2 separate regions of the Homo sapiens genome follow, and region 1 is linked to region 2. The links are chromatin loops, found by intact Hi-C in ENCODE. Cell type or tissue: thyroid gland. All regions are shown on one strand. Links, peaks and the distances in the headings refer to the core of each region. The heading gives the core; the rest is flanking DNA. Region 1 overlaps IGF2BP2 (insulin like growth factor 2 mRNA binding protein 2). Region 2 holds the start of IGF2BP2 (insulin like growth factor 2 mRNA binding protein 2).

What was found. A loop is a pair of places that touch in the nucleus more often than their neighbours do. Peaks named below come from ENCODE experiments on the same cell type or tissue, not always from the same donor. Only the 100,000 strongest peaks of a DNase experiment are listed, where the experiment ranks them.
Region 1: it touches region 2 in a loop (1.9-fold over the local background); 11 of 110 quality-filtered maps call a loop at or near these places.

What each region holds. Positions count from the first base shown.
Region 1 is chr3:185,770,849-185,782,512 of GRCh38, forward strand. The region is part of intron 2 of IGF2BP2 (insulin like growth factor 2 mRNA binding protein 2); the gene reads right to left. Among named protein-coding and RNA genes, the nearest start is that of MIR548AQ, 8.8 kb to the left of the region's middle. RefSeq lists enhancers at 2,804-3,656, 8,239-9,136, 9,224-9,724. In thyroid gland, for the core only: no CTCF peak of the experiment used is centred there; a DNase peak (open chromatin) is centred at 3,103; H3K27ac peaks cover 822 bases.
Region 2 is chr3:185,818,801-185,830,464 of GRCh38, forward strand. IGF2BP2 (insulin like growth factor 2 mRNA binding protein 2) reads right to left here and starts at 6,242. Exons shown (of 16, transcript NM_006548.6): 1 at 5,983-6,242; 2 at 4,353-4,413. The coding sequence starts at 6,160. RefSeq lists an enhancer at 4,245-5,108 and silencers at 6,048-6,278, 6,290-6,559, 6,970-7,059. In thyroid gland, for the core only: a CTCF peak has its summit at 6,477; DNase peaks (open chromatin) are centred at 5,503, 6,401, 6,941 and 7,521; H3K4me3 peaks cover 2,492 bases; H3K27ac peaks cover 2,154 bases.

The sequences.
Region 1 (11,664 bases), core at 1,696-4,195, 52 kb before region 2:
GAAGTAATCCTCCCACCTCAGCCTCTCTAGCAGCTAGGACTACAGATGTGCATGACCACATCTGGCTAATTTATCCTTTTTTGGTAGAGAGGGAGACTCACTATGTTGCCCAGACTGGTCTTGAACTCTTGGCCTCAAGCAATCTTCCCACCTTGGCTACCCAAAATGCTGAAATTATAGGCATGAGCCATGGCACCCAGCAAACGGCTTTTAAAAATCCAAAGAACAGTCACAGAACTTAAAAAGTAAACAAGCCTAAGACTAGAAGAGGGACAAGGAGGCCTACAAAACTTGAAAAGAGCCTAAATGGGCCAGGCATGGTGGCTCACGCCTGTAACCTCAGCACTTTGGGAGGGCGAGTTGGGCCGATCACTTGAGGCCAGGAGTTCGAGACCAGCCTGGCCAAGATGGTGAAACCCCTGTCTCTACTAAAAATATAAAAAATAGCCAGGTGTGGTGGTGCACGCCTATAATCCCAGCTACTTGGGTGGCTGAGGCAGGAGAATCACGTGAACCTGGGAGGTGGAGTTGCAGTGGGCTGAGATTGAGCCACTGCACTCCAGCCTGGGCGAAAGAGTAAGACTTCGTCTCAAAAAAAAAAAAAAAAGAATCTAAATATAATCACTGTTTTAACTGTTTTACAATTAAAATATGTTTATGAGACTCTGCTAAAACATGTAGGTAATGAGAAATCCATTTTAGAAAGACTGATATCCAAAACTCCTAAAACATTTGCTTAAGGAGGTAAACTTTCCACTTTCCAAAAACTTTCTAGATAACCAAGGCTCTGGCTGCCGTCGCTTCTCAACAATTTCAATAAATTAGTGAATCTCTTTCTCTTCTTCCTATGGTCTCATTTTTCCTTACAGTTTGAATAAGTAGTCTTGTCCTCTGAGTTTTTTTTAATGGTACATTTCAAATACTATGAGCTTACTTGCATTGCAACACTTAGTCTTGGTAATGAAAGAAAACAATGGAACTGGAAAGGTCTGGGGTCTATAACAGACCCATTTTTGAGGCTATGCAGCTCACACGGCCTCTTTGTCACAGAGGTGGGCTTCTGGAGGCGGTGTTTATATCCTGGAACCCTGTCACTGTGGCCATATCTGGTTAGGTCAGAAGTAGGCATCTCTGCCCCAAACAGAGCCAGTCAGAAACTCCTTCACAGCAACTCCTTTTGCTTAAGCTAGCTTGATTCTGTTTCTATTACTCAGAACCAAAAGGCTCTAGATAATACATTTTATGTATTTATTTGGTTTCTTTTCTGCTTGTCCACACTAAATTGTTTGCTCTACAAGGGCAAGGATTTCTGTCTGTTTTGTTCACTGTTCTAGCTCAAGTGCCTAGAATAATGCCTGGCCGATACTACAAAAATGTTTAGATACTCAAAAATGTTTGCTGAATAATGAATACTGTGAGCCTTCCTTAAAGAGTTTTCCCTACTGTAAGTTTTATTCAGTGGGCTGTTCTATTTGCTGAAGAGAAAACGCTAGGCTCTGTAGAGCTTGGTCTTTACCAACCTTCCACACGATATCTAAATATTTTCAAATTTATCTTTTCCCAAATATCTACTCCTCATGCTTCTGTATCTGAAAGATTCTCATCTCTCCTTCACAAGTTAGCAATTCAGTACTACAACGGCTGTACATAGTGTATTATATCACTATATCATCATCAATCATTACAATGGGATAATCCCTATACAACTCCTTTTCTTCCCTTCTCTCTCTTTTTTTTTTTTTTTTTTTTTTGAGACAAAGTCTCGCTGTGTCGCCCAGGCTGGAGTGCAGTGGTGCAACCTCAGCTCACTGCAAACTCTGCCTCCCAGATTCAAGCGATTCTCCTGTCTCAGCCTCCCAAGTAGCTGGGACTACAGGCATGCGCCACCATGCCCAGCTAATTTTTGTATTTTTAGTACAGACGGGGTTTCACCATGTTAGCCAGGCTAGTCTTAAACTCCTGACCTCAGGTGATCCACCCACCTCAGCCTCCCAAAGTGCTGGGATTACAGGCGTGAGCCACCGTGCCCGGCCCTTTCCTTCTCTTTCGCCCTTCTAAATGTCTGCTCTCAATAATGTCATAGCCTGGGCCATCTATTAATGAATGGGCAGAAGACTTCATCCCTGCTTCCCAAGCTCCAGGATTTAAATGGTGTCTGCAAGGGAATATAGAGGTGCTCCAGGAGGCCTGATAACTAACCCCATCAGGGTACCAATTAGGTTCCCAAGAGCAGCAAAGCACGTGACTGCTACCCAGGAGGCTAAATAGCACAATACCATTCCAAATCTCTTCACTAAGGACCAGGTAAGCAGACAAACCAAAAAGATAGCTGGCCACATTTTTATACCTCCTAGGTGCTATTCTAACTCCTATTACTGAGCCATTTACCTGCTCTGTGTGTTGATTAGTAAAACAGATAATTCCTACTTGTCTATATTGTTAAGGAGGAATAATCACTATTATAACACTATAGACTATAGAACTTGAGCTTTTGGCTAAGACAGAATGATCTATTAGACCTTCAAATAATTTAACAGGCGGAAGTACTAAATAAATATAAATTGTTCCCATACAAAGTTTGAGTGCAGATTACACATTCAAATGGAAATATACATGAATAGATAATTTTTAGAAGTAGGAAATTTTCCCCAGATATATGGTTTTAAAATTCAGTGTTTATGCTTAAAACTACTTAGTTAAAAACAGAACAAAATAGACTTTAGGTAAGTTTAAATTTCCTACATAAAAACTAAGTTAGGAAGGCCAAGGAGGGGTTTATTTATAAGGTCAAAAGAAACATGATCAGTTGCTCATAGAAAAATGAGCAACTGGCCTTATCCCTACAGTACTTTACAATTCCTTTGATCAACTCATCTTCTCATGCCACTTTCTTTTTCTTGCTGAAATTTCTCAGTGTAACTTCTTAGGCTTAAATTCTCACAATTTTCTTTTCATTAGCTCAATTTTACTTGCAGTCTGAATACTCGTTTAAAAACAAGTGCTCTAAAAGCCCTTGTGCCACATTTTTAACGTGCTGAGCACACTCATGCAAGTGATCTAACAAAGACAAATACTTTCTCAGCTCCTTCGCGGAGATCTTCTCACTTCTGGCCCTCCCTTCCTGGAAGTCCTGACTTCACTGACTGAGAGGAGAAACAAATCTCTTTTGATCTCTGGCTGGAGTGAGAGCTGCCTGCTGTTCTCTACCTCTCCTTAACACAGTGCTGAACACAATTTTCTGGAGGAGTGCCAGAATGTGTGCCTTTCTGGAAGGGCAAATAATTATGGCCTCATCCTTACTCCAGTTCATACAATTGAGGCGGGTATGGACAGTCTAGAGCACAAGCAAGCAGGAGGGAGACGGTTACACAGGGCTTGCATGGTTTCAATGACTTTCACCAGGTTTCAGATGTCTGCTTGTTTTCCTCTACTACTGCTAAATCACGGACTAAGAAAGTAAAAACAGGCCGGGCATGGTGGTTCCCGCCTGTAAGGCCTGCACTTTGGGAGGCCGAGGTGGGCGGATCACGAGGTCAGGAGATAGAGACCATCTTGACTAACACATTGAAACCCTGTCTCTACTAAAAATACAAAAAATTAGCCAGGCATGGTGGCAGGCACCTATAGTCCCAGCTACTCAGGAGGCTGAGGCAGGAGAATGGAGTGAACCCTGGAGGCAGAGCTTGCAGTGAGCTGAGATCGCGCCACTGCACTCCAGCCTGGGCAACAGAGCGAGACTCTGTCTCAAAAAAAAAAAAAGAAAAGAAAAGAAAGTAAAAACAACTTCAAGAAACACCAGTGGGGCCAACTCCTGCTTTCCCATTGATAAATAAGTCTCACAGACAGTATATGTGACAGTTAAGAGGCGGCTGGGGACGGGCGTGGTGGCTCACACCTGTAATCCCAGCACTTTGGGAGACCAAGGTGGGCAGATCACAAGGTCACGGCAGATCACAAGGTCAGGAGTATCAGACCAGCCTGGCCAATATGATGAAACCCCGTCTCTACTAAAAATACAAAAATTAGCCGGGGATGCTGGTGGGCTCCTGTAGTCCCAGCTACTTGGGAGGCTGAGGCAGGAGAATCTCTTGAACCTGGGAGGCGGGGCTTGCAGTGAGCCCAGATTGTGCCACTGCACTCCAGCCTGGGCAACAGAGTCAGACTCCGTCTAAAAAGAAAAAAAAAAAAAGAGGGAGCTGGGTTCAGATTTTGGCTCCAACACTTGTCTGGATGAACTCTAGCAAGTTACTTAAGCTCTATGGTCTCAGTTTCTTTATTTGTAAAAGAATAATAACAGCACTGACCTCATAGGACTGTTCAGAAGTTATATGAGAAAAACATGCAAAGCATTTACAACAATACCTGCCTTGTGAGAGCTCAGTAAATGATGGCAGTAATAACTGTTGATGTGTGATTAATACCCATATTACTGGTGTTGTTTTGTAAAGGAGTTGTTCCAAGAATTGCAGTGCCTTCATTCAGCAAACATTTCAATGAACACTTATGATATCTTATATGTGGCTAAACTCTGGAGACAGAGACTCAGAAGCCGCAATCTGGACCCTCCAAACAGCATCCAATCAAGTGGAAGATGATCATTTAAACAACACATCACACAATGGTAAGAGCTAGAACAGAGATGTACATAGGATCTTGACAAGCCAAAGAAGCAGCCTGAGAGTTCCAAGGAAGGAGAATGATCCAGAGCAAGGAGAAAGGTGAACTGGAGTGCACCAACAGAATAGGAGAGGGAACATCATTCTGAGCAAGGTTGGGGAATGGCAAAACATAAGACTAATAAGCTTAGCAAAAGCAATGTATGAAAGGTCTAAGATATTTGAACTTTAGCTTGAAGAGAAATGGAGATCACTGACTGTAGGACAAAGGATGGGCTGGGTTAGGGAAATAAAAGAAGATGGCTGAGTGAAGATTACTGCAATAATAAAAACGCCAGTCCAAGCACTAATAAAATGTAAAGGTATAATTTAAGAACTAGCAATTCCACTTCTCAATCCCTACCCTAGAGAAATACTTATATATAAGCGTGAATAATAGGATATTACAAAAATGTTTATTGCAGCATGTTTGGAATTGGAAACAGCCTAGCAATAGGCAAATGGCAAGGTGGCTCAAGCCTGCAATCCCAGCACTTTGGGTGGCCAAGGCGGGATAATCACTTGAGCCCAGGAGTTTGAGACGAACCTGGACAACACAGTGAGGTCACGTCTTTATAAAAAACTTAACAAATTAGCTGGGTGTGGTAGTGCACACCTGTAGTCCCAGCTACCTGGGCAGCTGAGGTGGGAAGATCACTTGAGCCCAGGAATTCAAGGCTGTAGTAAGCTACGATCATGCCACTGTACTCCAGCCTGTGTGAAAGAAGTGAGACTCTGCCTCTAAAAAAATAATAAATAAAAATAAAATAAAAACCCCAAGGTAGGCAAGGATAGATTAAAAACTCCAAAGAGCCTTATAGGTAGTATGGAGTAGAGAGAACAGATCCACAACATGTTTATAATTTAAAGTGACAGGTCTTAGTTGTGGATTGGATGTGAAGGATCAGAAAATGGAAAAAGTAAAAAGTGAGGACCGGGTTACTGACTGGAGAAATGAAGTTGATGGTGGTGCAACTGAGATCCAGGCAGAGAGGATCTGGGGGAAAGGATGCTGAGCCTCGTTTTGAACGTGTTGAGTTGAGGGACTTAGGGACATTCAGATGGAGCTATCCAATAGGAAGGAAGTCAGAAATACAGATCTGCATTTGTGAATCCAGGGTGAGGGCGGAGATAGAGAAGACTCCAGAATGCAGCCAAAGCCACAGCAGGGGTGTCATGGGAGTTGAAGGTAACGAAGATGGACCACCCCAGGAGATAAGAGTGCAAGGGAGAAAAAAAGAGCAGATGCCACAGCAACCAACATTTTCTCAGAACTACACTATTTTCATCTTCATCGGTCTTGTCAACAACAACTTTCTCAAACATTCCAATGTTCTTTATTTATATACCATCTGTTTCACAAATATTTGAGGCAGCTTATGGTAAAGACATACAATAAAACAGTGCAATATAAATGAAATGAATACATCAGGGTAAGAAAATAGGAAATTAGATTAGGAGGTCAAGACAGAAGCAGACTCAGAAAGAAAGTAGGGTTAAAATACAATTATTCAGTTCAAAAGGGTACTAAAGAGTTGCTACATTAGAGCTATGAGTTTGGCTCTGAGCTTCCTAGTGGCCAAAGTGAAAAGAGAGATAGTTGCCTCCAAAAGAAGAAACTACAGGAAGTCCTCACTTAATGTTGTCAATAGCTTCTTGGAAACTGCAACTTTAAGCAAAATGATGTGTAACAAAACCAATTTTACCATAGGCTAGTTAATATAAAGAAGAGTTAAGTTTTTAAGGTATATTTCTGGTCACAAAACCACCAGCCTGGGCAACATGGCAAAACCTTGTCTCTAAAAAAATAAAAGATTAGCCAAAACCAAAACCAAAACAAAACAAAAAAAATTAGCTAAGCATGGTGGCTCATGCCTGTAGTCCCAGCTATTCAGGAGGATGGCTTGGGCCCAGGAAGTCGAAGCTGCAGTGAGCCAAGATCGCACCACTAGCCTCTAGCCTGGGTGACAGAGCAAGACCCTGTCTCAAAAAAACAACAACAATAACAAAATCACCAAACTTCTAAAAGAAAAACCCCAAAACACTTTCAATTTTAAACATTTAAATAAATGAGCTATGCACACATCTAAGAAATATTCATAAAAACAAGTAAGATCATTATTTACCCAATTTTCAGTGAATCAGTGAGTGATGTCAGTCATAATGGTGGTGGGTTAAATCAAGGAATAAATGTTTGCAAAGCTAAAATTGTAAGGAGCATCTCCTATCACCACACAGTTCAAAAACCATCACAAGGGCTGGGCACAGTGGCTCACACCTGTAATCCCAGCACTTTGGGAGGCCAAGGCAGGCAGATCTCCTGAGGTCAGGAGGTCGAGACCAACCCGGTCAACATGGTGAAATCCTGTTTCTACTAAATATACAAAAAAATTAGCCCGGCACAGTGATGCACATCTGTAATCCCAGCTACTTGGGAGGCTGAGGCAGGAGAATCTCTTGAACCCAGGAGGTGGAGGTTGCAGTGAGCCGAGATTGCAAGAGTGAGACTCCGTCAAAAAAAAAAAAATCACAAATGTGGAGGCTCGCTGAGCATTGTTGTGCTGTATCACTTACTGTCATGCATTTGTACTACCATCTACTTTCATTTTACAGTAATTTATATTCATTCATTCATTCATTTTCCAACCTGCTTATTCCAATACAAAGTTGAGAGTAGCTGGAGCACGTCTTGGCAGCTCAGGGCACAAGGCCAGAAGCAACCCTGGACAGGACACCATTCCATCTCACGGCACTCACACACACCCCCACACTCACTCAGACAGGGACAACTTAGACACGCCAATTAACCTAATGTGTGCAACTTTAGAATATGGGAGGAAACTGGAGTACTCAGAGAAAAGCCACACAGACAGGGAGAATGTGCAAATTCTACACAGCGGCCTAGCCAGGAGTCAACTTTTTTCTCATCAACATTATAATAAAGCAACATAAAACTGAATGACATTATTTGGGACCTGCTGTATATTCCCTCTCAGGATTAACTGATTTGCCCAAGATCACCTAGTTAAAAGGCGAATAATGCCTTCCCCTCTACCAAGTTGCTTCAACATGCAAGTACTCTACAGCTAGTCACAGTCTCATTATCAGGATGGCACAGCAGGAAGGGAACTAGACTCGGAATCTGGACACCTGGTTCTACAGGACTAGCTCTTCTGCTAACCATGAACCCAAGACAGGTCATTTACATTTTTGGTGTCTTGTTTTCTCAACTATAAAATAACTACTTTCACTGAACCAGAGTCAACCAATACATGCTATTTGTGCTACAATTCTCCAATCCAGCACACTCTGACCAACATTGCTAGTTAATCACAGAAATCTTTTCTGTTGAACCCAGATGAGACCTCAAAACCTTACATAACAGTGTTCAGGTGATCACCAATAAGTCAACATGGGCACTCTGGCCTTAGAGGTTCCTTCTCTAAAGTGCCTCCAGAGCTAACACACTACCATGCAGTGATCATGGTGTATGCCGCTCTATGGCATCCTCTCTTGAAAAAGGAAGGCTGAGGGTGATTTGACTGAGCTGCTAAGGTAGGCAGATATGGAACAAAGCTTTTTTTTTTTTTGCAGTTATTTTTAAACTTCTAAAAATACTTTGATATGCTAAAATTAAAACTCATGAGTCAAAATACACTACTGATTAAAATAAAACACTTCCAAATCATCTACCACAGGAAATCTAGGAAAGGCATGGCAGCATGTACCAAGCTGAAAATCTTTAGGAATAACTCAAACTTTAAAGGGATCTTTCTTCTATTTTCAAAGTGTATTGTGAGCATTTCCACAGAATTCTCTGCACAAAAGTAGAGACATACAACAGATCTACAGCACCCTTCACCCAGTTTCAATCACCATCAACATTTTGCCATAAATGTTCACAGTATCTAACTTTAAAGGTCAAGATGACTGGGGGCTATGGTCCAAATTCTGGCAAAACATAGCTTCCTAGGAAACATGCTTGTGTCCATGAGTTAATACATGGGCACACACACCCATAAAATAACTTCCACACAATGCTAAAAAATGAACTGGAGCAAGATTCTTGCTATTCCAAGTGTGGTCCCTGATCACCAACTGGGAGCTTGTTAAAACTACAGACCCCCAGGCCTCATTCCAAACTTACTGAGTCACAATTTACATTTTAACAAAATCCCCAGGTAATGAGTCTGCACGCTAAGGTTTACAAAAGCACTGGTCTACTCTAGACCACCGTAACTGTCCTCTGAAAGCTTCTCCTATTGCCATTCTGAAAAGCTGGGCAAGAAACCAAAGTATAAAATACAGTGTTCATTTTACTTGGGAGAGTTATTTGCCATTAAACAATAAAATGTAAAGGTATATGATTTAAGACTTAGCAATTCCACTTCTCAATCCCTACCCTAGAGAAATACTTGTATATAAGCGTAAATAACAGGATATTACAAAGATGTTTATTGCAGCATGTTTGGAATTGGAAACAGCCTAACCATAGGCAAATGGCAAAACAAACCAGTACAGACAGTAAACGGAGGCTAAAGTGAATGAGCCAGATCATGGAAAGTTCTAGACATGTTGCGTGAAAAAAGCCAGTTGTGGAATGTTCCACTTAGTATGACAGTTGTTTAAAGTAAAAGAAAAGAAACACAAATGCCTCATTATATATTCTCTCTGGATACATATACGCATATGTAAAGGAAGAGAAAAGGTCTGGAAAGACAGATAATGAAAGGAAATAGTGGTTACAACTGGGAAAGGAGGAAAGGGACCAGGATTAGGGATGGGAGGTTAAAAGAGGATTATGATGTTCTATTTGCTTATTAATTGAAAGGAGAATACATCACTTATCACCTGTGGGACAAATATTTTTCAAGTAGCTATATAGTTCCTTGGCCAAATGAGTTTATGGAGAGAACATATGTTCAGGATAAGGCTGCAGAAAGATGGACAGAAAATTTAAAGATCTTCAGCAAACTGCGGGTATTTGGTACACTGGCACAGACCATTTTTTCTCGCGTTTTCTCCCACATACACATTCAGCTGCTACTGCGTATATTCTGCGCTATTTAAAAAGGTCTTCAAAAGTGGTATGATGTTGGTTTTTCTGTGTATACACAGAAAGGTAGCTTTTTTCATTTGTCTGTGAGCTACCTGAAAACATGTTATATACGTGATTCCTTCTGCTACTGCACATTCCCACGGATGATATGAATTCTACCTAAATGAATTACTCACCAGGCTATGTATAATCATAATAATATATTTTTAAGATCCCTAAGAAGTGCACAGAGCACATATCGTCCCCATTTTATAGCCGAAGAAACCAGCTCAGAAAGGTTGCATGATATGTCTACGGACTATCTAACCAGTAAGTGGCAAAGCTAGACCTTGGCTCACATCTTGTGATTCCAAGTCCTCTATCATTTCAATTACACCACATTTGCCACACTGTCATATTTAAATATAATACCTATCCACATTTTAAGGCAGTTTTTTGGCAGCTTCAGGTTGGAAATTCTCAGGAGAAACATTAGAATTCAAATAATATGTACACTTTGGGGCTCTCAAATCTAGTTATTTGAGTTTTTTAACTTTTCCAATACCTTGCCTTGAACAACCCAAGGAAATAAGGCTGCAAAAAAATACTACTACCCTATCCTCAACATAAAGTAGATTAAGGATGAATTCCAGCTATTCTGCATTTTTAAAAAAATTGTCTGTTTTTATTGTGGAAAAAACTCAACAAATACAAAAGCAGACAAATACTATGTATCCATCTCCCAGCTTCAGCAATGATAATCCATTAGAAATGTCATAGTGAGAATGTCAACAGTGTTTGAGGAGCTGGGAGGAAAGGAAGAATCTAGTTGTCTGTCCCGAATAATAGGCTGAAAAATTCCATTTCTAAAGGTAAGTGACACCTGGAAGCTTTTCATGTGAAATATTCTCAATCTGACTTATAGGCTTTGTGAAGTTAAACTCTTTTTAAAGGTTTGGCGTTAACAGGGTTAAAAGGTTACAGTGGATCCTGGATATTAAATAATAATATTAAAATAATACAACTGACTTCTTGAAGTCGGTTTAAGCATTGTGACTAGAGAGATACAACTCTGGACATATATGCATGCCTTTATTTATAGCAGCAAGCACCAAGTCTTATGGGAAAAGCTCCTCAATCATTTAAAAATCAAACTATTTTAAGCACCTCACAACTTTCTAAGAATTTTGTTTGTTTGCTTTAACATTGTTCCCAAAAGTTGGGTCATAAGTTGTTTGTGTTTGTGTGTGTGTGTGTGTGTGTATGCATGAGTGCGTTTGCTTTGGGGAAATGTGCAAAATGGGGTTAGTGGGTTTGAAGCATCAAAGGCTCTTTGAATAGTTCTAACCAGGGCTGCATTTGTGGGATAAGGTCCTGGGAGTTCATAGTATGACTAAGAAGTGAATTAGCTACTTGAAATATTTTTTTTTAGAATTGGGCAGAATATATATATTGTTTAAAAAATATGAATCAAGCACAGCTCACTTCAAATAGAAGGCATATTTCCCATAACCATTTAAAACATATGTACTGGTTCTGAGATCTTGCTAAATTTAAACCGTGACTCAGTAGAGTAAGACAACTCCTTCCTTCTTCGTTCAGAAAGAAAAGAGTGAAGAGATGGCCCTAGTAGTGAGTACTGCTAAAAACACCCTCTTTGTGCCAGGAACTTAATGTGCCAGGAAAATTTTAATGATGTAGAGAATTATTAGCCCCCAACTCCCTTTTCTTAGATGAGAAAACAACAGGTTGAAGGTATTTAAAACTCGCTTAAAATCACACGGCTAATTTCTAATATTGGTCCATTTGACTCCAAAATCTACCCCTTTTCCTCTGTATCACATTGATATTCAACTAGACTAGAAGCATCATGTGTTTGCTTCAAATAGTCTTGAAACGTTTCACCGACTATCTCTGCTTGGAATTAACCTTTTGGGCATGGTGTTCTCTAATTTACCATGTTCAAGAAAC
Region 2 (11,664 bases), core at 5,434-7,933:
TTTTAATAAATGTGCCTAAGTCACTATCCTTTTATGCATAATTCAAAATCATTTACATTTCCTCAACACAGTACTTGAAAATCTGGAGCAACCTCCACACATTAAAAAAACACAAAAACCATGTGTTTACTCAAAATAATTGTGAAATGATAATTCTGATATGCAATTTGTTCTAAATCTTCTTTTAAAAATATTTTAAAAGTTAAATGCTTTTTCTCTTAAAGAAAACATATTGCACTTTAGATCATCAAGTATAAAAGGCTTTGTACAAATATTACTAATATCCTCTCATCTTCTGTCTACCAAACGATAATCTCAGGTTAACATAATAAAAAACAAAATGCTTAGAACATCTCTTACTGGTCATCTTATACCTGGCCATAAGTATAAGGAAACACATGAAAAGCACCATTTGACAGCTGCACTACATATCACAAATCACCTTTTGGAATTAATGTTTAGGTGTTTAGCCATTAAACAGTTTTATAAATTGTTATATTACAATTTAAAATTTTTATGTATTTGGTGAATTGAAAAAAAGCAAGCAAACCATAAAATCTATTTTGATGTATAAATCTCATTGGTTTCTAATATTTAATTAAATGATTTAAAAGCATCAAATAACCAGTCTTTTAAAAATGTAAACTAGAATTTTTAACCAATATCACCAAGTTCACTTTTTTCTGTATTGCTTCTATTTTAACTCTAATACTTATCTCTTTGAGGTTACAATATGCAACTCTCTAGGGTATTACCTAGCACCATGTGAAAAAATTACTAACTTTTTTTTTTCCTGGGAAACTAAAAGTTTAACTCCAAAGCCAAATCAAAAGTAACCTTACAGTTTAATATATATTCTGTGTTAATATATGTTATATCTACACATGGAATCTATGTAAGTAAATGCAGGTATTAATTTCTAAGTCAACAAATTCTTGAAGTAGGAAGGTACCACACAATTTTAACCTAATAAAAGTCATTTCTGTTTCTAGAAAATTAAAAATTGATGCAGCAAAAGACTGCAGCAGGGAGGGCCTGAGATTGGATGTTTTTTTCTTCTTTTTGGTATTTAATTCAACCATACACAATGTAGTACATACAAGCAAAATACAATTGAGATACTGTTTTCTTTAACATTCCTATAGGAGACCAAATTCATTTGCATTGGAGTGAACACAATTACTGATTTTTAACTCATGAAAGACAAATTCATAGCTTTTTCCTACACTATCTCATACTATTCACACCATCTCAGTGAAAGAATGTCTAGAACCACTTAGTTACTTCCTAGAGGTGGGCAGAAACTGCATTTTTCAAAGTTTTGTTTCTCACAGAATCATTCAACTTGAGGTACAAAAGCACATTCAAGTTAGCATGTCTTAGTTCAAAACAAGGCATGCAGTATGTGTGTGTGTGTATGTGTATATATACACATACACACACACACACACACACACACACACACACACACACATAATTTTTAAGTTAACCTTCAACAACACCAAAAATGAAATTTCTGTCAAGGAAGTTTCCAAAACTTTTAACAGCATTTTAAAGCTTACCAGTTTTTTCCTCTTTAATAAACATTTGACCATATGTACTACCAAGAAATATTAATAGAGAAAAAAAGATTCAAACACTTTTATTCAACAGAGCCTGAAACCAACTTACAAAGAGAAATAAATGCTTTATGTGCGGTTGACATTAGAATAATTTGCATTTAATAAGAATAAAACATACGCTGCAAAAAGAAAAGAGTTTTCTATTTCTAAGTGACCCTGAGAAAATAATGGCATCTAGTCTATTATGCTATTATAAAATGATGCCAGAATATTTAACAAAAGATACAACTGGTAAGCAAATGGCATGCCAATAATTTCATAAGATAAAAACATCTCCTCCCAAACTATCATTAACCTTAAAAAATCTATTTGAGATACAGATAATCAAACTAATTCTTGAGAAATCAAAGAAATCACTACAATACAAAGAAAATGCACTCAATTGTTGAATGATTTTTAAGTAAGCAAGCAATGAGGATGAACTATTTTCTTCCCATTTTCATTTCAACTAACACAAAAACCACATATAGAATTGACTTAACACTGCCAAATTTACTTCTAACTTGTTAATATTCACAGAAATGCAACACAAGAACACCAAAATAGTCTCCATATAACATAAAAGCTTTGGTTTCAAATGTCACAGTACCCTGGATTTAGAAAGCCATCAACGTGGTAGTGTCCAGGACATGAGAACATACAGCTGCTTCATCCCTGAAGTCTGATCTCAGTACACAATACCGGTCATTAGCTATCTCTCCCTTAGCCTGCAGTACAAGTAGCTAATTTCTGCATTTAAACTAATAAAGGAAAGGAAAAAAAAATTAAAACCATCCAATCAGAAATGATGTAACTCCTCTAGAGCAGCAGCTTATGCATACATTTGGAATGTTAAACATTTTCAGTGTAGTGAATCATACACAGCGCATTTTAATCTACCTCCTGGGTATTTCACATCGCCCACATGTTCAAAGAAATCATCAACTAATAGGGCTGTATAAATCCTAGATTGCTCTTTATTTAACTTATACTAAAAACTGGGGACATGCCTTCAATTCTGAACTCTTAAACAGAACAAAATTACTTAAATGACACTCCGGCTAACAGCAAATAATCTGCATTTTGAAAGAAAAAAGATAAAAAGTAGTACATTTGTGAGAAGTTTTAGGAGCTGTTAATAACTTTAGATAAACCAGTATTTCACATATACCACAAAATTAAATAATGCACACTGCAACATGAAATGAGACACCAACTAAGATAAAATTCTAGTAATTTTTTTTTTTACTAATTATAACCCCCAAAAGTATTCACAACCGCAAACAGCCAACAGAATTAGACATTTATAGAAACATACTGTATCAAATACTTGGGGTAGTTATTTCACTGTTCAATATATTCATTCTGCAAATTTTCAAGTGTTGTGAGATAGTAATTTATATTTGTTGTAAATAGTTAATATATCAGAAAGCTTCAACTTGGATTTCTCAAGCAAAAAATATTATTTTAAAGAAAAGTATACAAATTTAGAATACCTTATTGAAAACCAATTGGTTACACGTTACATCTTTCCCAATAGAGGAAAGAACTAGCTTAATATTACACATGAAACTGCAAATCATAACTCACCTTTTTTAAATTAAAAAAAAAACAGGATTTAAGTAATTTTCTCATATGCCACAGAGATTATTTGCAAACAAAAGTTATTCTGTTGCTTACTTAAAATAAAACATATCTGGAAATGTGGCACACAATTTTTAAAAATCCCTTCAGCAACACATCTAAGTATTTATAAAATTAGGGTAGTTTGTTTTAAAATCTACTCAATCCTGACAAAAATCAGGTGGTTAAACTATTGACTGATAAACTGTAAAGGTGGTCATCAAAAACTTCATTGAACAGCTCCAGTCCAGCTACTTAATGACTAATGGTGAAGAAATGTATGTGAATGGGATATAAACTAAGTTTCGACACACAGCAGAAGAAAAAAATTTAGAATGAGTAATAAAGGGCCCAAATTTAAAGTCCACAATAAACTTTAAACAAAGATGTTTTCTCTTCTCTTCTCATGTTAGCAAATCACTGTGGAGAAATCCAACCTCCACAAAACTTGTTACTCCGTCATTAACAACAGTGCACTTAAATATAACTATAGATTTCACAAGGGTATTTATTTTAGCCGCAAACATTTCTTACAAGCAACAACAACAAAATGCTCAGAAGCTATACTCAGTAGTCTCAGTGACTGAAAAAGTCCGGCTTTTAACTGCCATCCAATCCAAACAACCCACTTCTTTAGAAAGCTATGCAAAATATTGACCCCTTACTGAATTATTTTACTATTCAACATTAAACTATCTAAAAGAGAAAAGTAATTAATCGCTAAGTTTAGTTAAGCAATTTAGCTGACATAGTAAATATTTACTCTTCACATCTCACAGGAAGTCTTGACAAGCATTTGCTGCTATTCTGCTGGGGGTAGGGGCGGGAGGTGGGGGTGGGAGGCAATTTTTGATAAACAAGTTACAGGGTCCCAGCGAACTGAACATAGCTGGTGTTCGCCACCCCGACCCCCAATTAGGCACCAGATATTTTCCAAGAACAGTAAACACCTTATATAATGAAAGTAAAAAAAAAAAAAGTAGCTTTCTAAACTATGTATCTCCACTAACAAAACAAACAAAAGCCCCTTTAAAAACTACCAAGAGCACGTTTTTTAAAGCTGTGTGTACGTTTTTTACTTATACGTAAGGCCAATCGCAAAAAAAAAACTAAGCAAAGTATATTTACCTTAGCTTTTTAGAGACTGAGTAATCAACTTCCATGATTTTCCCATGCAATTCCACTTTACCTTTAAAACAGAAATTAAAGCACTCAGAACCTTGCTTAGATCAAGCCCGCGGGGGTCTAGGGGGGGCACGCACGGAACTCCACGCTCGGGCTCCGCCTTCGGGCGCCCCCAAGGGGTCTCCTACCCGGATCGAGCTGGGCGAACTTGGTTCCCAGTAGAAAGAAAGGTGGGCGCCCCGTGTCTCGGGACAAGGCGAGGAGGGTGCGAGCCCGGGTCGGACCCCAGGTATAGCCGTGGGTGGCATTACCGGAAAAACAAATTTAATAAAGAGCGGCGCCAATTTGAAAGGATGAGCTCATTTGAAACTCAAGCTGCAGGGCTGGCGCGGCCCCGCTGCTCTCCCGGCCCCCACCTCTCCATTCCGCTAATCCGGGGCCCGAAGGCTCCACCGGGCTCCCCTCCCTGCCCTCTCCTCCCGGTGGCCCCGAGAAAACGAGCCGAAGCCCCCCGGAGTCCGCCGCAGCGACAGCCCTGTCCCTGCCCGCTCCTGGGTGTCACCTTGGCCTCGCCGCCGCCCCGCCCCCACTCCACACGCCGGTGGGGAAGGGGCTCCCGCCGGGCCGGGGTTCGGGGGGCGCCGGCCGGGGCCCGGGGGCCCGCGCGGCTGGGAGCGGAGCGTGTGCTGGGGAGAGTTGGGGAGTGCGCGCGCGCGAGTGTGTGTGTGTGTCGCTCTCCGTCTCCTGTCTGGGCTCCAGCGCGCTCGCGGGCCCCCCGGTCGCCTCTTTCCCGGTTCTCAACCCTGGCCCCCACCGAGTTGAGACAGGGCACCTCGTAAAAAGGTGCTTCTGGCCGAGCGGGAGGCGGGGGGACGGGCGGCGGAAAGCCCCCAGCCCCGAGTTCTTCTCAATAAAATCGGACAAAAAATTCAGAGAAAAATAGGAGCGCTTGAGAGAGCAAGCGAGAGGGGACTGAGGTTCGGGAAAGGACCGAGGGGATGTGCCGTCGTGCGAGGGCTGGGGCTGGGGGAGCCCCGAGATCTCGAAGGGGGTCACCAGGGTGGCGCCGAGGGGGTGCCAAAAGTGGGGGGCCGTGGGGCGAGGTGGGGAGGGGGCTCGAAAGGAGAGTGCGGCTCAGGAGACGCCAGAGGGCGAGAGGTTCTGGGCACGAGGCACTGGAAGAGAGAAGGTCCGGCCGGGGGAGGAGGAAGAGACGCTGGATTTGGGGAAGGGGGGACCCTGACAAAGGGGGTGACAGGAAGGTCAGGGGAGAAGTGAGACAGGGGACGCTCAAAGGGTGGGGGGCGGGGAAGCTCAGAGCAGCCCGGGGCGCCAGGCGAACGAGGGGTGCCCCTAAGGAGCCGGCGAGCCTCGGGAGCCTTCGGAGCGGCACGGGGGGCGCCCCAAGGCTGCGGCCCCGAGGGCGAGGGCAGAGTCCAGAGCTGTGGGGGGAGGGGAGCGGGCCGTCCCAGGAGCGGGCCGGCGGCGAGAGTTGAGGGTCTGGTGCGTGGAAGTGAGCGTGCGGGCGCGGGAGCCGCCGCCGGGCGCCGCCCGCCGGACTCGGCCTCCCTCCCGGCGCCGTCCCGGCCTGAGCGGGGCGAGGCGGGGGGAGGGGGCCGCGCTGAGTGCTCACCCGAGAGGGTCTCGATGGCGCGGATGGCCCAGTTCTGGTCGGGGTAGTCCACGAAGGCGTAGCCGGACTTCAGCAGGACCTGTCCCGCCAGGGGCAGCTTCCTGTCCCCAAAGAGCTGCCGGAGGTCGTCGGCGGTGACGGCGGGGCTCAGGTTCCCGATGTAAAGCTTGTTCATCATCCGTCTCTTCCCCGAGAGCCCGCGGCTCCCCCGGCCCGGTACCCGGCGCTCCTCGCCTCCTCCGCTGCCCTCGTCTCTCCTCCTCCTCCGCCCCCCCTCCCCGCCCTCCGCCCGCCCGCCACCCACCCCCACCCTCAGCCTGGCTCCCCCCACCGCGGCCGGCCCGGCCCGCCCGGGGGCAGAGGCGGAGGCGGGGACTCGGCGCGGCTGCCTCCTCGGGGCAGAGTCCCGGGCCGGGCGGCGGCGCGCGGACAAAGCGCTCTCTCTGCCTCCCTCTCTCTCCCTCTCAAGGCGGTGGCGGGAGGAGGAGCAGCGGCGGGCGGCGGCAGCGCACCCCGCGTGTGTCTGTGTGAGAGTTTGTACGGGCGTGTGCGCAGCCGAGAGGGAGCGAGCGAGCGCCCCCTCCCCGCCCCGCGCCGCTGCGCCCCTCGCCTCGCGCCCACCGCGCTCGGCAGTGGCTGCTCGGGCTCCGGCCCCGCGCCAGGCGGGCGGAAGCGGGTCGCGGCCCCGGGCTGGGGCTCCGGGCGCCGGAACCCCGGGCGGGCGCGGCGCCGAGGCCGGGCGAGCGGCGGGGCGGGGAAGGCGCGCCCCGGGCGCGGGTGGGAGCGCGCGAGGGGGCGACGGGGAGCCGCGGGCGTGGGAGGGAGAGGGGCTGCGAGTGAGCGCGGAGAGGGGTGTGCGCAAGGTGGACCGGATGTGAGTGCGCTGCTGCCAGGGCAAGCGGGAAGGTGTGTCCCGGAGGTGAGAGGCGAGGGCAGGCTGGGAGACAACAACTTTCGCAGCGACTTGGCCGGGGCTGGCGCCCTGCGCGTTCCCGGGCCGTGCGCTCGCTCTGAGACCCGCTCCCCGCCACGCTCTCTGAGGTGACCGAGCGGCGCGTGTGGTCGAAGGATCGCGCGCGGGAGTCGGGACGCCTAGGACCGGGGTTGGCCGGGCCCTCGCGGACCGTGCTCGCGGGGAAGTGGTTCCCGGTCCCGGGCCTCAGTTTCCCGACCGGGGAGGGAAGGCGGAAGGCCAGCGCGGAGTCACGTCCTCTCCGCCCAGACCCCGCGTGTCCGGAACCCCGCGGCAGGCGGCAGCCTGACGTTGGCAGCTGCTCTCTATTCTGGGAAGTGCCGAGGGCTTCCCGGGCGGCGGCGGCGAAAGCCAGGTGGCGGGTGGGGAAACGAACGCCGAGGGGCCAGGGACTGCGGCGAGGCCGGAGCGCTGGGGTCAGCGGCCGGGGGACGGATGGTCGCCGCCCGGCTGCGCGGCCGGTTCAGCTCCAAAGCCAGGGTGGTGGGAGGCGAGGGTGGCTGGAAGCGGAGGAGCGCAGGCTGTGTAGGAGTTCCCCGAGCACTGGGAAGGGCCCGGAGAGGAAAGAGGTCCTTCCAAGCGGAGGAAACAACGTGACCGACGGAAGAGGCAGGGTTGGGATGAGAGCAGGCTGGAGCCGAGGGGCTCGGGCAGGAGCCAGACAGGCTAGAGCGGGCTGCAAGTTCCGGGGCCCGGCTGGAAGCCTGATGGTTAGAGCCTGGTCCCAGCCAGGAAATGAAATTCTACAGGAGGGAGAAGAATGGCGGGATTCAGAGGTGAGGAGGCAGAAGAAGATTCCAAGCTCTGGACCTCTGGGGGCCACTGGGAGAGTTGAAGGTTTGATCGCGGATATGTTGGGTTTTGTGAAGGCGTTGGGGCGCGGGTGCGGGGAGTGTCCTTGGGTGGAGAAGTCACGAATGTAGGAATGGAACAAGTTCGGGTCTCCTGACTGGGTCGTGAAGTAGTATTGTCTTTCCCAAGCTTTCCTGTTGATGAGCGGCGTGGAGAGAATGGGGCTTGCTGGATTTTGTATTTTCCGCAAGTACTCCCAGGTGATTCTGGTCTGGTAAACACTGTTGGAGTGGAAGGCCTATCTGCCCCGGACTCAGACCTTCTCTCTGCCCCCATCTTTGTGCCCTGAGATGTTCCAGCATTCTCGAGCCTAAGTTTCTTCATCTATAAGGAGATAAAATAACCAGTCCTCGCAGGGCTGTTGTGAGGGCTACAAGAAGGATAACTGCCTAGCGTGTTGAGACATGGGTGGTCAGACACTTAATGCCTGTTTCTCTTCTTTCCCCCAGGAATTCATGAACTTTTAAAATACTTTATTCTACAGAAGGAGATCTTCTTAACTAATTAGGTATCCAGAGGAGAAAGTAATGAATCCATTTTCACCTAGATATTTGCAGTTATTTGAATTCTGGCTTTTGTCTCAAGTATTCACATATTTTTTTCTCTCTCTAGAAAAAGAATCGGATTTTACTGCTCCAGGAGTTGAGAATGAACTTGGTTACTAATCCCCAAAGTAATAGATAAACTAGGTGTGGATGCTTCTTTACTAAATTGTATCAGAGAATCACAAATGAACATGACTTGTGCATGCATAAACCTCAGCAGACTGAACTAACCATCTTTAGATTATTTACACATGTGCTCCTAATTGATATGGTCACCTTTATATTATAGGACAGCATATTTGCTTATTATTCACAGGTACATGTAAAGGAGAAACGAGAGTGGCAGGAATAGTTGGCCTCATTCCTCTCCAACAGGTCAGAAAAACTTGTTGTTGTTGTTGTTGTTGTGTAGCATTTTAGATACATCAATTATTTGGTCTTACTGTGAGACGAAAAACACATTAGACAATGTACAGATTCTTGGCAGAGGTGGTGTATCAGTCCATTTTCATACTGCTCTGAAGAAATGCCCAAGACTGGGTAATTTATAAAGAAAAAGAGGCTTAATGGACTCACAGTTCCACACGGCCCAGGAGGCCTCCTCATAGCGGAAGGTGAAGGAGGAGCAAAGGCACATCTTACATGGGGGCAGGCAAGAGCACGTGTGCAGGGGAACTGCCCTTTATAAAACCATCAGATTTCGTGATACTTATTCACTATTGCAAGAACAGCATGGGAAAAACCCACCCCCATGATTCAGTTACCTCCCACCGGGTCCCGCCCATGACATGTGGGAATTATGGGAGTTACGTTTCAAAATGAGATTTGCGTGAGGACACAGCCGAACCCTATCAGGTGGCTTCTGGTGAACTCTTCTTACCCTGCTTCACCAAGTCACTTTGAAATTTTTTTTTTCAGAGAAATAATTGCTCTTTGCTGCAGTTGTCAGCTGTCCTGCTGGAATTTTGGAAACAGCAGGGCTGCAGAAGGAGGGCTTGAACTGTAAGTGTGATGGAGGGCATGCTTCCACTACACCCCTGGTTTGCAGCATCTACAGTGCCTTATCTTAGAATGCAGAGTTATTTTTCACATGATAGAGAAGGGGTTGGGGACCTTTGAAGACAATAGGGGACAGCCTCCAAGTGCAAAGTCAGAAATTCAGAGGCCTTGCTCCTGCCAGGCAAAACTTATTTTCTACCTGTTTTCTCTCGAGTTCCCCTACTTATCCCTCCCCCAGAGAGCTGAAACAGAGACCATCTTGATTGATCTAGACTTGGTTTACACCTGATAAGCCAAGATTTTATGAATGTTTAACAGAGGTCAGAAATTTGGAGAAAATCTTATAGTAGGCATATTACCTTTTAAAGCATGAATTAACTAATGTTTTCCTCAAGAGTTTCAAAGGCAGTACAGATCCTCATTGTTTCCCAGCGATTCTTTTGGGCAAGACAGTGATAAGGTGGCTGGGACAAGCTTTCTTAATCCTTCTTTTCAGGTAAGAAAACTGAAGCTCAGGAAAGTATAATTTTTTCTTAATCACATGGAGGGCCTGAAACACACCTGGAAAAAACATTTTAGTCTAACAACAAAGAGTTCATAAGTGTTAAGTCTTTTTCTTTTCTTTTTTTTTTTTTTTTTTTAAAAAAAGTCTTACTGTCACCCAGGCTGGAGTGTGGTGGGGTGATCATGGCTCACTGCAATCTCAAACTTCCAGACTCAAGCAGTCCTCCCACCTCAGTCTCCCGAGTAGCTGGGACTACAGATGCATGCCACCATGCCCAGCTAAAATTTTTTTTAAGAGATGGGATCTCACTGTGTTGCCCAGGCTGGTCTCAAACTCTTGAGCTCAAGCGATCCTTTTGAACCTACAAAGCTATAGCGGAATGTTTTTTTGCTCAACTGATAATGTAGTCAGTATAACCAGTGTCTCTAGATAATGTGAGAAGTTGAAAGAGAAAGTGAAGCCTATTTGCTGGAAGGCTGAGGCAAAGCCAACATTTGGAGGTAATTCTTAGAAGGTCCTGCACCTGCCTGTGCATCAGGAATGATTTGGTAGTAGGGTAATGTCCCTTAGACCAGTAGTCCCCAACCATTTTGGCACCAGGGACCGGTTTCATGGAAGACTATTTTTCCACAGACAGGTTGGGGGGTGGTTTCAGGATGAAACTTCTTCACCTCAAATCATCAGGCATTAGTTAGATTCTCATAGGGAGCATGCAACCTATCCTCACATGCGCAGTTCAAAATAAGGTTCAAGTTCCGATGAGAATCTGATGCCACCGCTGATCTGACAGGAGGTGGAGCTCAGGCAGTAATGCTTGCCTGCTCCTCACCTCCTGCTGTGTAGCCGGGTTCCTAACAGGCCACAGTACCAGTCCATGGCACCAAGGTTGGGGACCCCTGCCTTAGACACCTTTTCTTGAGTTAGCATAAGATAATTGCCTTATGCCAGTTACTTCATCTATTTGAGCTTCAGATTCCTCATTTGTAAACTAGCCCAATTGTTTCCTCACTATAAACTCTAGCCTACCTCCCCCTGCAGTTTCATATTATGCAAATGCTAGGTCATTTCAGAATTCCGTCTTTTTGCACATTTGTTCTCTTTCCCTGGAATGCATTTCTTCCCCTGGTAAACTCCTGTCTTCCCCTGACTTGGCCCCATGATACACACAGCACTTCATACAGATAAAAAATATTTTGTCTAGTGATAGTTGTACAACTGTGAATATATTAAAAACCATTGAAGTGTATTTTAAGTGAGTAAATTTTACGGTATGTGAGTTATATCTGAATTTTTAAACATGGAGGATGGAGGGAAGCCTTCCCTACTACATGGTGGGTTTCTGGAGGAATAAGATCTTCTCATTTTCCTGTTAGAATTTCCTTTGGCCCGTATGAAACCTGGTCCATAATAAAGGCTCGGGTAATATTGTTGAATAAACAATGACCATCTGAGGTTTGCTCTAAGGGATTAAACGAAGATGTATGTGATGGTATTTATCTTGCACAATCCCCTTGTTGAATTCATTTATTCATGGCACTGTGTAGTGCTAAGCACTGAGGATACAGAATAAATAAACATCATCCTGATCTCAAGGAATTTATGGTCAGTGGAGGAGGCAGATATATAAACAGACCATAGCATGGCATTAGAGGTGCCACAGTAGACTTTGTGAGCATACAAGATAGAGCATCCCATTCAGCCCAGTGTTGGGGAAGGGAACATCAGGAAAGAATTGATTTTGGTTTTGAAGGATAATTAGGGATTTACTAGAATACAAGACGTAAGAGAGGAAATACATCCTAGGCAGA